2 separate regions of the Homo sapiens genome follow, and region 1 is linked to region 2. Evidence: read pairs that join two places in POLR2A ChIA-PET (ENCODE). Cell type or tissue: CD4-positive, alpha-beta T cell. All regions are shown on one strand. Each heading gives the region's core, and the rest is flanking DNA. Links, peaks and the distances in the headings are about the cores only. Region 1 overlaps BTLA (B and T lymphocyte associated). Region 2 holds the start of LOC105374042 (a long non-coding RNA gene).

Evidence for each region. Peaks named below come from ENCODE experiments on the same cell type or tissue, not always from the same donor. Only the 100,000 strongest peaks of a DNase experiment are listed, where the experiment ranks them.
Region 1: POLR2A ChIA-PET joins it to region 2 with 5 read pairs; 2 of 35 experiments call an interaction of 5 or more read pairs at or near these places.

The regions. Positions count from the first base shown.
Region 1 is chr3:112,461,993-112,467,372 of GRCh38, forward strand. BTLA (B and T lymphocyte associated) reads right to left here. Exons shown (of 5, transcript NM_181780.4): 5 at 1,974-4,391. The coding sequence ends at 4,116. Among named protein-coding and RNA genes, the nearest start is that of BTLA, 35 kb to the right of the region's middle. RefSeq lists enhancers at 1,523-1,662, 4,100-4,615. In CD4-positive, alpha-beta T cell, for the core only: no CTCF peak of the experiment used is centred there; a DNase peak (open chromatin) is centred at 2,449; H3K27ac peaks cover 3,307 bases.
Region 2 is chr3:112,301,128-112,306,507 of GRCh38, forward strand. LOC105374042 (a long non-coding RNA gene) reads left to right here and starts at 1,351. Exons shown (of 5, transcript NR_147411.1): 1 at 1,351-1,587. RefSeq lists an enhancer at 998-1,870. In CD4-positive, alpha-beta T cell, for the core only: a CTCF peak has its summit at 3,665; a DNase peak (open chromatin) is centred at 3,034; H3K4me3 peaks cover 1,179 bases.

The DNA of each region.
Region 1 (5,380 bases), core at 201-5,200, 160 kb after region 2:
GCTACTATTAAAAAGTCAAAAAATAAGACACTGGTGAGGTTGCGAAGAAAAGGGAACACTTATACACTGTTGGTGAGAGTGTAAATTAGTTTAACCATTGTGGAAAGCAGTGTGGCAATTCCTCAAAGAGCTGAAAACAGAACTACCATTTGACCCAGCAATCCCATTACTGGGTATATATCCAAAGGAATATAAATTGTTCTGTTTTAAAGACAAATACATGCTTATGTTCACTGTAGCACTACTCACAATAGCAAAGCATGGAATCAACCAAATGTCCATTAATGGAAGACTGGATAAAGAAAATGTGGTACATATACACCATGAAACACTATGCAGCCATGAAAAAGAATGAGATCATGTCCTTTTCAGGAACATCGATGGAACTAGAAGCCATTACCCTTAGCAAACTAAAGACTATTGCATGTTCTCACTTATAAGTGGGAGCTAAATGGCCGGGCGCAGTGGCTCAAGCCTGTAATCCCAGCACTTTGGGAGGCCAAGGTGGGCGGATCACAAGGTCAGGAGATCGAGACCATCCTGGCTAACAGGGTGAAACCCCGTCTCTACTAAAAAATACAAAAAAAAATTAGAAAATTAGCCAAGCGTGGTGGCGGGTGCCTGTAGTCCCAGCTACTCGGGAGGCTGAGGCAGGAGAATGGCGTGAACCCGGGAGGCAGAGCTTGCAGTGAGCCGAGATCACGCCACTGCACTCCAGCCTGGGGGACAGAGCGAGACTCCGTCTCAAAAAAAAAAATAAAAAATTAAAAAAAAAATAAGTGGGAGCTAAATGATGAGAACACATGGAAATATAGAGGGGAACAACAGACATTAAGGCCCACTAGAGGGTGGAGAGTGGGAGGAGGGAGAAGATCAGATAAAATAACTAATGGGTACTAATAGGCTTAATACTTGGGTGATAAAATAATCTATACAACAAACTTTCCATGACACTGGTTTACCTGTATAACAAATCTGCCCATGTACCCCTGAATTTCAAATTGAAGTTTTTCTAAAACCCTGCACACAAATGTTTAGAGCAGTTTTATTCATAATTGTCAAAACTTGGAAGCAACAAAAATGTCCTTCAGTAGATGAACAGATAAACTGTGGTACATTCTGACAGTGGAATATTATTCACCATTAAAAAGAAATGAACTATCAAGCCATGATAAGACATGGGGGAAACTTAAATGCATATTACTAAGTGAAAGAAGCAAATCTGAAAAGGCTACATGGGGCATGATGCCAACTGTACGGCACTCTGGAAAAGGCAAAGCAATAGAGGCAGTGGTTGTCAGGGGCTTGGAGGGAGTGATAAATGAGTAGAGCACAGAGGATTTTTAGGACAGTGAAACTATTCTGTAAATCACTATAATGGTGGATACAAGTCATTATACATGTCAAAACCCAAAGAACTGCAAGTGTGAACCCTCATGTAACCCATGAACTTTGGTTGATAATGACATGTCAATTCTAGTTACTGATTGTAACAAAGGCACCACTGAAGTACAGGATGTTGATGATGGGAGAAACTGTGCATGTGTGGGGGAAGACGGTATAGAAACTCTCAATGCTCACCGCTTAGCTTTGCTGAACCTAAAAGTGCTCTGAAAAAAGTTTATATATTTAGCAAAATAGATATGATCGCGCCAGAGAATTCATTCTGGGGACTAGATAGTTTTGGTTGGTGCACAAAACTGATCAAATAAACCACATATACCAAACCTAGCCTCTACTAGTTTTCTCAAATTGTGGACACTGGGAAACATATTAAAATTGGTTGGCATGTCTTTTAAAGATGATGATTAAAGAGCCATTTTCTAGACCTCCTGAATCAGAATTTCTTAGTGCTGCAAGTTAATAGTCTGCAGTTTAGCAAGTTATTCGGGTCGCTTTTATGTGTCAGGGGGTTTAAGAATCAGTATTCTATTCATGTCCACACATTTTGGGGTACAAAATCAGATGCCAAATTGATTTCAAATAAGTTTTAATAACTTTACCTTCTCATTGAGCACAATCACAAGCTTAAAATTTGTGAAAAACCATTAAATTATCTACATATTCTTTTTCTCAAACCCTCTATAAACTAATGAAATAAGCCATGTAAATAATAGTGAAGTAGAGTCATTTGGGAAAATGCATGTATGTCTCTGACACCATTTTGAAAAGGAATAAAAACATAAATGATTTGTGATTTTGGCAAACAGTACAAATATATTAATACATCTTAGAGATGAAATCATTATCAGCATTATCTTTACTATAAGACATACTAAGGATATTTTAAATAAGACAGAAATATTTTGCTTTTAAGTTTGAGAGAATCATGAAGGAACTGTTCAATTTCGTGTGTTCATCTGATAAGAGGACAGCTAAATGTATCCTCCCCATATTTCCTGTTTCTATTTTTAAGAATACCACAAGCAGCTATTCTAACATGTCTTTCTTACATAAGTTGTCCACAAATGCAGCCTGGCTAAAACAGCCTATCTCGAATTGGTTGCTTGAAATTCTAGGTGTAATTGGCAAAATAACAGTGACTCAAAAGAATATTTGCACCCCCAAATCTAAGGAGCTAAAACTTAATGCCAGTGTTACTTAAGAAAATCTCTCCACCACAAAACCTCAGTTTTGTCTTTTTGTATATATACCCCACTTGTATTCTAAACTCCATAATTTCACATATTATTTTCTTTAATGACCCATTTACTCTAGTATTTTGAGCTTCATAAGCAAACTGAAAATATAATGTCAATTTGATCAGTTTCTCGTGCACCATTTCTGTTGTCACCCACCCCACCTAACACACACACACACACACACACACACACACATCACATTCCTTTGTGCAGCAGCTCAGCTCACATATTTGTTGAAATGGATTTTAACCTTTGCTATCCACTTTGTATGAAGACTATTACATTATTCAGTAGCAGCACCTGAGAATTCGAATAGCCTCAAACTGTTGAATAAAATTATAGGCTATTTTTGAAATAGTTTAACTCAAGTACTTTGGAAAGTCCAAAAATCTGAATCCATCTTTTGCTATACTCTTAAGTGGCTGCAACCTCAGTATTTTAAAATAAATGATTAGCAAACTAAAATATGTCACTACAGATGATTTGCCCTGATTCCTTAGTAAGAAGAACAGCAAGATGCAGATGTGGTGAATGAAAGCAAATTGACCCCTACAGACCAATTAAATATTCTGGGTTTTCCTCCATTCCATTAATTGCACTTTAACTTGCTATCAAGTCAAGCATGAAGCAGTTTAAGCTATCTTCACTTGCCCAGTGATACCTATTCTGACTAACTTTTAAACTATTCAGATGCCCATAAGTATATTAATTCAGCAGCATTATGTCACATTCCTATCCATTAGTCTATGTGACCCAGTGAGTCTCTACTTTCCTCATAAATGTGCTATACGTTGACTGCTCCATTAATACCTATATTTGCTTATCAATCTAACAGAGTAGATATAAGCATTTGTTTGCCAGGTATGTGGAACATCTACCCTATATCCAATTGGTATATTCTATATTTTTATTGCACCATTTATTATTTTCATTTTCTTACATCAAGCCTAAAATGATTTCTCCTTTGCATTTAAGAAACACCATTCTTAGACTGACACAGCAAAAATTTCTTATTTTGGAAGACTGACTTGAAATATACAATCATTACTGTATTTATGGTTGGTTAGTCAAATTGGGACATTTTGTTTTCAAGAGTGTGTAGTGAACTGATGCAGGTAACACAAACCTCTTTTCCCTACAAGTCTTTCCAATAGCTTCAAAGGCAAGATCGAGTTTGTATATTGGGTAAAATGTAGCTAAGTTTAAACGTTCTACTATTCTGCTACTCATGATGTCAACCAGTTTTGGAGAGATTTTGTTATTCAAGGCTATAATATAAAAAGCTCCCAAATAAGTTTCTGAGAGAAATTTTAATCATTTATCCTATGGACCCTTAAGACCCAAGCACTAACATGAACATTTCTAAAGTAAAAATTCTCAAATTGAGAAATATTATTTGACATCCTGTTGAGCCCAGACAATGATGTCAACATGCTGATCATTCAATGGTCCCTGTTGGAGTCAGAAACAGACTTAACTCCTCACACATATGGATGCATATTCTGTTGGTGCTTCTTTTACATTTCTTGCCAGTCTTGAGTTCGGTCCAATGACAGAATGGTTCAGGGAAGCATAAACAATGCCTGGTTTGTTTTCTTCCAGGCATGGATTAGAATAAACTTCAGACCCTTCCTGCATCCTGAAACAAAGGTCAGGGTCATTATCATAAATTCCAGTTTCTGATAGCAGTACTTGGGAATTTTGCCTGGTGCTTGCTTCTGTTTGCTCACTCTTAAGGTGAGCATCAACCTACAATAGAAAAAAAGATGGTTTTAAGTGACACTTACGGCCATGGTAGTGCATATTCATTAGCAAACTATGAATGAAAAGCTTAAATGGAGTCATGTCCATTGTGAGAAATAATCTACTGTTCCTCACATACTCTGCTGACATCTACACTTTCAGCTAAATTTCAATTATTAAAGGATGAAAGGCTTGAGAATCACTATGTCACCCCTAAATAGTTATTTTGTGCTTTATTACTGGTCACTTTTGAGGTCACAGAACATTTTTTAATCCCCCTTCAAGATAAAAAGCATAGCCCAAATTGATGGAAAAAGCAAAAAATATCCTATGAAAACTTCAGGCAGTTTATAACATGATGAATAGTATTTAATGCAGTTTAGAATAAAAAGATTAAGGATAAAGCAGAACAAATACCCCCTAAGAGGGCAGAAACAATAAATATTATGAGTTAGCCAAGATATATTATTATAATTTGAGACCTTAAATTAAAAAATTGATGTCAGTTTTGGAAAGATAAAGCTTAGAAAAAGTTCCAAAACAGTATTCCAGTTGTTATTCCTATCAAAAGAAAATTCTTCTTTTTTTTTTTTTTTTTTGAGACGGAGTCTTGCCTATAGCCCAGGCTGGAGTGCAGTGGTGCGATCTCGGCTCACCGCAAGCTCCGCCTCCCGGCTTCACGCCATTCTCCTGCCTCAGCCTCCCGAGTAGCTGGGACTACAGGCGCCCGCCACCTCGCCCGGCTAATTTTTTTTTGTATTTTTAGTAGAGACGGGGTTTCACCATTTTAGCCAGGATGGTCTCGATCTCCTGACCTCGTGATCCGCCCGCCTCGGCCTCCCAAAGTGCGAGGATTATAGACGTGAGCCACCACTCCCGGCAAGAAAATTCTTACCGTTTCAAATATAGCCAAATATCTTAGAGCTTCTAAGAAAGAGGTGAATTTGTAAAAACAAAAAGTAAAATTAGTCCTGATGTTTTCTCACTCTTCAGTT
Region 2 (5,380 bases), core at 221-5,220:
CTTGGTATCCATGGGAGATTGGTTGCCTTCTCCCCAGTACTCTACACTACTGTAGAGATGAGGGCTCAAGTCACTTATATAAAATGGTGTAGTATTTGCATATGACCTACATACATTCTATCATATACTTTGTTTTAAACATTTTTTATAACATTAATATTTATTGCTTTATATGAATACTGTATTGAAAGCCCAAGCATTCCATTTACTCACAGAAACTGTACAATTATATATTACTTCATAAATGCAATGAACACATTACAGTCTACAAAATCAGAAATTACAGAAGTTTAAAAATTCTGAGTATCAAATAATACAGATGAAGAAATAGACATAAATATGGCAGCCCATAATTTTGACAAAGAAATTGTAGCCTCCCTGACTTTAAATATGTGAATTTGAAAATACTGAGTTTGGAGTAATCATTGTGCTTTGTGTTGGTCTAAAAAATATAACACTGGCTGTCAAATCAGCATGTCTGAAAATATTTAATTCACTTCCAAATGTCATACAAATTATTGTGGCTTCTATGTACCCTAAGGCTTCAGTCATTTAGCTCAGGTACATTACTAAAAGTAATATATCAATTCTTCCAGTACAGTGATGTTTCACATCATTCACATTTGCATACTCTGGAATAAAATAGAAAGTAATGTGTTATATTCAAAATATTCAGAAAAGCAAGCAAAAGGTCAAGGAAACTGCTGGTTATTCTGAAATAATCTTGTGTTGAGGTGAGAAATTAAAGAAAAATAAAATTAAAAAGAGAAAAAAGTTTTCCTGTTTTAGGCTAACTTGTCCAAGAGGCAGCAACAGGCACAGCCCAGACCTAGGAAAAGTCTTGATAATATTATCTAATGTGCTCTGGAGACTCTCCCAGCACCCCCTCAACACAGGGAGAAGAAAAACAAATTTTCCTTTGCTTTATGGAATGAGTTTATAGATTCTTGTTGTCTGTAACTAGTGATTTTAAGTATTCTGTTTTATCTAAGAAGTACAAAAAAAGTCATGAGAAGCCTGAGTAGGCCTGAACTACAGCTGCCTGGGCCCCACAGTGAAGGTTATAGGATAAGCCCCTGCACAGGCAAACCTAGATAAGGAACATCTGGGTTGCTTGGCAACGGTCATATGCAATCCTGTCTTTGTCCTGCCTCTGGATCCCTCCTTTCATGCCACTGTAAGCTTGCTTCAAGCTAGCCCACCCCGTTTTGTGAAGTGTGTATGAAAGTCAGGTGCTGTCTTTGTTCTGGGCCCAGCCTTTTGGACATGAGTCAGCTGGGCCTGAGTGCACTCAATAAAGATTCTCCTGTTTCAACCCAAGGTCTCTCTCGTCCTCCTGAATCCCGCAACATTTCTGGTGAGTCAGCCAGGAGGCCGTGGAGAGGACAGGTTGGCTGTCTCCTTTGCCTGTAGGTGGTCTGGGGCCCCAGCAGTGGGAGACCTGTAACTTCAGGCACCACTGGAAGAACTTAAGCCCAGAGAAGGAAACGGCTCTTCCACTCCCCAGCGCCCCTCCCCAGATGGTGCATCAGAACCTGGAGGGTTGCAGGACAATCTCAAGAGCAGCAGGCAGACATCTGAACCGTGGTAAGGTTTTGGGGCCCAAGGCAGGGAAGCCCGTCCCCTAAGGACAAAGGGGAGCTTGATCACTTCCCAGGGAATGACCACTAATCCAACCCAGAGCGGTTGGGGGCGGCAGGAGAGTCTTGCCCATTTGGATGAACCTCTTGTCCCCACTAACAAAGTGAAAGTGGTTCACTGGATCTGGAGACAGGAACTGGAAAAGGGGAGGAAATGGGCCAATAGAGCGGCAAGTGCAGCAAGGTAGAGATTGCTGGCAGGGTGGCAAGAGTGGCTTGCCACCCCAACTGGGAGTGTGTGGGTGCATGTGAACCCACCCGGGACACGAGAGACACTTGTTTCATCTGATGAGGAGTCCCGGGGCAGGGGAGGTTTGTGAAAGTGTGTGAAAGAGACGGTTCCGGGAGAAACCAATGTGAGGAGTGACATGCAGGGGGCTGCAGGTCTCTTAGTAGAGGCTGTATGCTCCGAGCAACATATAGGACCAACTGGGTCTGATCAGCCTAAAAGGAAAGGAAAAGGGAGTGTGCTGAGCCTTGAAGGGAGAAAGGGAAGACTGAATGTGATGCATTGTTACTGGGAGGAAATGGGAGGAAAATCCTCAAAACCCACCCCCTTGGAATGCATGCTAAAGAACTTTAAAAAAGGCGTTGCGGGAGATTAAGGAGTCAAGTTAACCCCTCAGATGCTGAAAACTCTCTGTGAATTAGAATAGCCCTCTTTTAGTGTGGCTGCCTGGCCCAAGGCACTATAGATAAAGAAATTGGCCATGTGTTTTAAGGTGGTGACTAGGGTGGGAGGACAGCCAGGACATTCAGACAAAGACTTTATATTTACTCATGGCTAAATAGATGCAGCCCTGCCTAGCAGTTTATTGCAGAATGCTCGCAGCTCAAGCCAAGAGAAATCAGCTGCGCTGGCAGCTACAGAGTTAAAAGGAAAGTCACAGGGGCTTGTAGCACAGCCGAGCCAAAAGTGAAGGTAAAAATCAGCTGCCCTGGCAGCTATAGAGACAAAAGAAAAGTCTCAGGAAAGGCAAAAAAATTGGTTTTGCAAGAATAACGGGACAATCTACCCCCCCTTTACCAAGCCTAACTGCCCCTAAGAAGTTAAGTTCAAACCAATACATGTTCCCAGTCTCACCCGAGAAGGAGAAATCAGAGCTCCAGGAAGTTAAAGTGAAAGATTTGAAAAGTCAGGCAGGCTATCTCAGGTCTGTCCGTGCCCAAGTTATGCTTATACCTCTTAAGAGGACAAGTGGACCCCCACTAGGACCCAGATGATGCAGTCCAGCTTCTGTGCCTGCAAAGATGCAGAGAAGCACTTCTGCAAAGGCTAAAAGATGGTAGAAGAGAAAGGCAATCAATATAGAAAAAATCTCAGAGGTGCTCCAGGGTACAGATAAAAGCACCAGCCAGTTTTATAAAAGACTTTGTGACGCATTTTGGTTGTACACTCCATTTAACCCCGAGGCTGCTGAAAATCAGCGCATGGTGAATATGGCGTTTGTAAGGCAAGCCCAGGGAGATATCAGGCAAAAATTGCGGAAGTTAGAAGCTCCGCAGGCGTCAATGCCACTCAGCTTATTAAAGTGGCTACCAAGGTGTACATTAACCGAGATCAGGAGGCAAAAAAGGAGGCTGATCATTAAGAAAGGCTAATTTGCTAGCAGCAGCCCTTAGAGGAAGAGAAGCTGACTTTGCAAGGAGGCTTGGACGCGGGCATGAACGTAGTCGTGGAAGAGGCTATTCTGGACAAGAATTTGAAGGCCTGCCGAGGCTAAAGAGAGATTAATGTGCACGGTGCAAAAGGAAAGGACACTGAAAAGATGAATGTCAAAAGAATAAGGAAAATGGTTAGGGCGATGGTATAAGAAAATCACCAGCCAAGGGCTACTGCACCCAGGAGGAACCCAAGACCTTCTGCACCTGCTGTAAAAGGCAGGATATAAAGTGTCAGGAAAAAAGACTCAAATCTGCTCTAAAAGTGTCCAGTATTTAAGCTTTTACATAAGCCAAGAGAAAAGATGGCTTAGTAGTGAACAAAAGCAGGCTGTTTATGCACTTCCTACTCCAACCACCAGGCATCAGATAAAAAAGTTCCTAGGGGCAGCAAGGTTCTGCCGCATTTAGATCCCAAATTTCTTGCTCATGGATAAGCCATTATACGAAGCCACAAAGGGGAGGAAAGAAGGAGCCCCTTCTCTGGAAGGCCAACCAGGAAAAGGCTTTTAAGGAAATAAAAAAAAAAGCCTTGACTCAGGCCCCAGCTTTAGGGTTACCAGATCTAACTAACTAAGCTTTTCTTCTTGTATGCCCACAAGTGAAAGGGACGCCATAAAGGTTCTAACTCAAGCCATAAGGTCATGGCATCACCCGGTGACATACTTATCCAGCAATTAGATTCTGTGGCACTTTGATGACCTCTTTGTTTTAAAGCACTAGCTGCCACTGCCCTACTGGCGCAGGAAGCTAATAAACTGACTTTAGAGACTGTGAATACCCTAAAGGAGCTCCTAAAGGAGCAAGGAGCTACCTTGCTCCTTCCTCATCAAGTCAGTGCCAGGAGGCCCCCTTCATTGCTGTATGGACGTGGTAGATGAAGTGTTCTCAAGCCGGAGAGATTTGACAGATCAGCCCCTCAGGGACCCGGACATTGAATATTTTACTAATGGAAGCAGTTTCATACTAAAGGGAGTCTGCCAAGCTAGATATGCAGTGGTAACTTTGAACTCAGTAGTAGAGGTGCAGTCTTTGCCTACAAGAACTTCTGCTTAGAAAGCAAAGCTAATAGCTCTCTGGCTAGCAAAAGACCAGAAGGCAAATATTTACGCAGATTCCAAATATGCTTCTGCCACTTTGCATGTTCATGAGTCTATTTACAAAGAAAAAAGAAGACTTTTAGCTGCTGGAAGTAAAGAAATAAAGTACAAGGAAGAAATTCTACAGCTCTTAAATGCTGTATAGGCCCCCAAAAAGGTAGCAGTAATGCATTGCAAAGGGCACCAAAAAGCAAGAACACTGAAGGCTAAAGAAAACAGAAAGGCAGACAAAGAGGCAAAGCAGGCTGCAGTGACAACTCCACCTTGTAAAGAAGCCTTAGCTATACCTTTCCTCCTGGAGATTCCCTTCCCAGAGATCCCAAGCTACACTCCAAATGAAAGGGCTTGGTTTGCCCAGGAAAATAGAAACTACATTGAAGGAGAATGGTAAAAAATCTCCAATGTGAGGCTAGCCATACCTGAAATGGTGGCCCCTAGATTTGTAAAACAGTTCCACCAAGGAACTCACATTGGAAAAAAAAAAAAAAAAAAAAAAAAAAACCAGCACTGAAGACATTATTAGGGCATCATTTTCTGTGTGCCATGGCTCATTGCTATTACTCAAGTCATTTATAAACAAACAGTGTTTAACTTGTGTTCAGAACAATCCACGACAAGGGCCTACGCAGCCCCTGGGAGTTCAGAAAACAGGAGCCATACCCTGTGAAAAACTGCTCATGGACTTCACCGAATTGCCCTGAGAGGGGGGCTATCAGTACATGTTGCTGTTCATTTGCACCTTTTCAGGATAGGTCAAGACCTTCCCCACCCAGACAGAGAAGGCACTAGAGGTGACCAACATGTTGTTAAGAAACATTATTCCCAGATTTAGACTGCCTCTAACTCTAGAATCAGACAATGGACCAACATTTGTGGCTGAAATAGTTCAGAACTTAACTCGATTATTAAAAACAAAGTGGAAATTATATACAGCCTATAGGCTGCAGAGCTCAGGTAAAGTGGAGTGCATGAACTGGA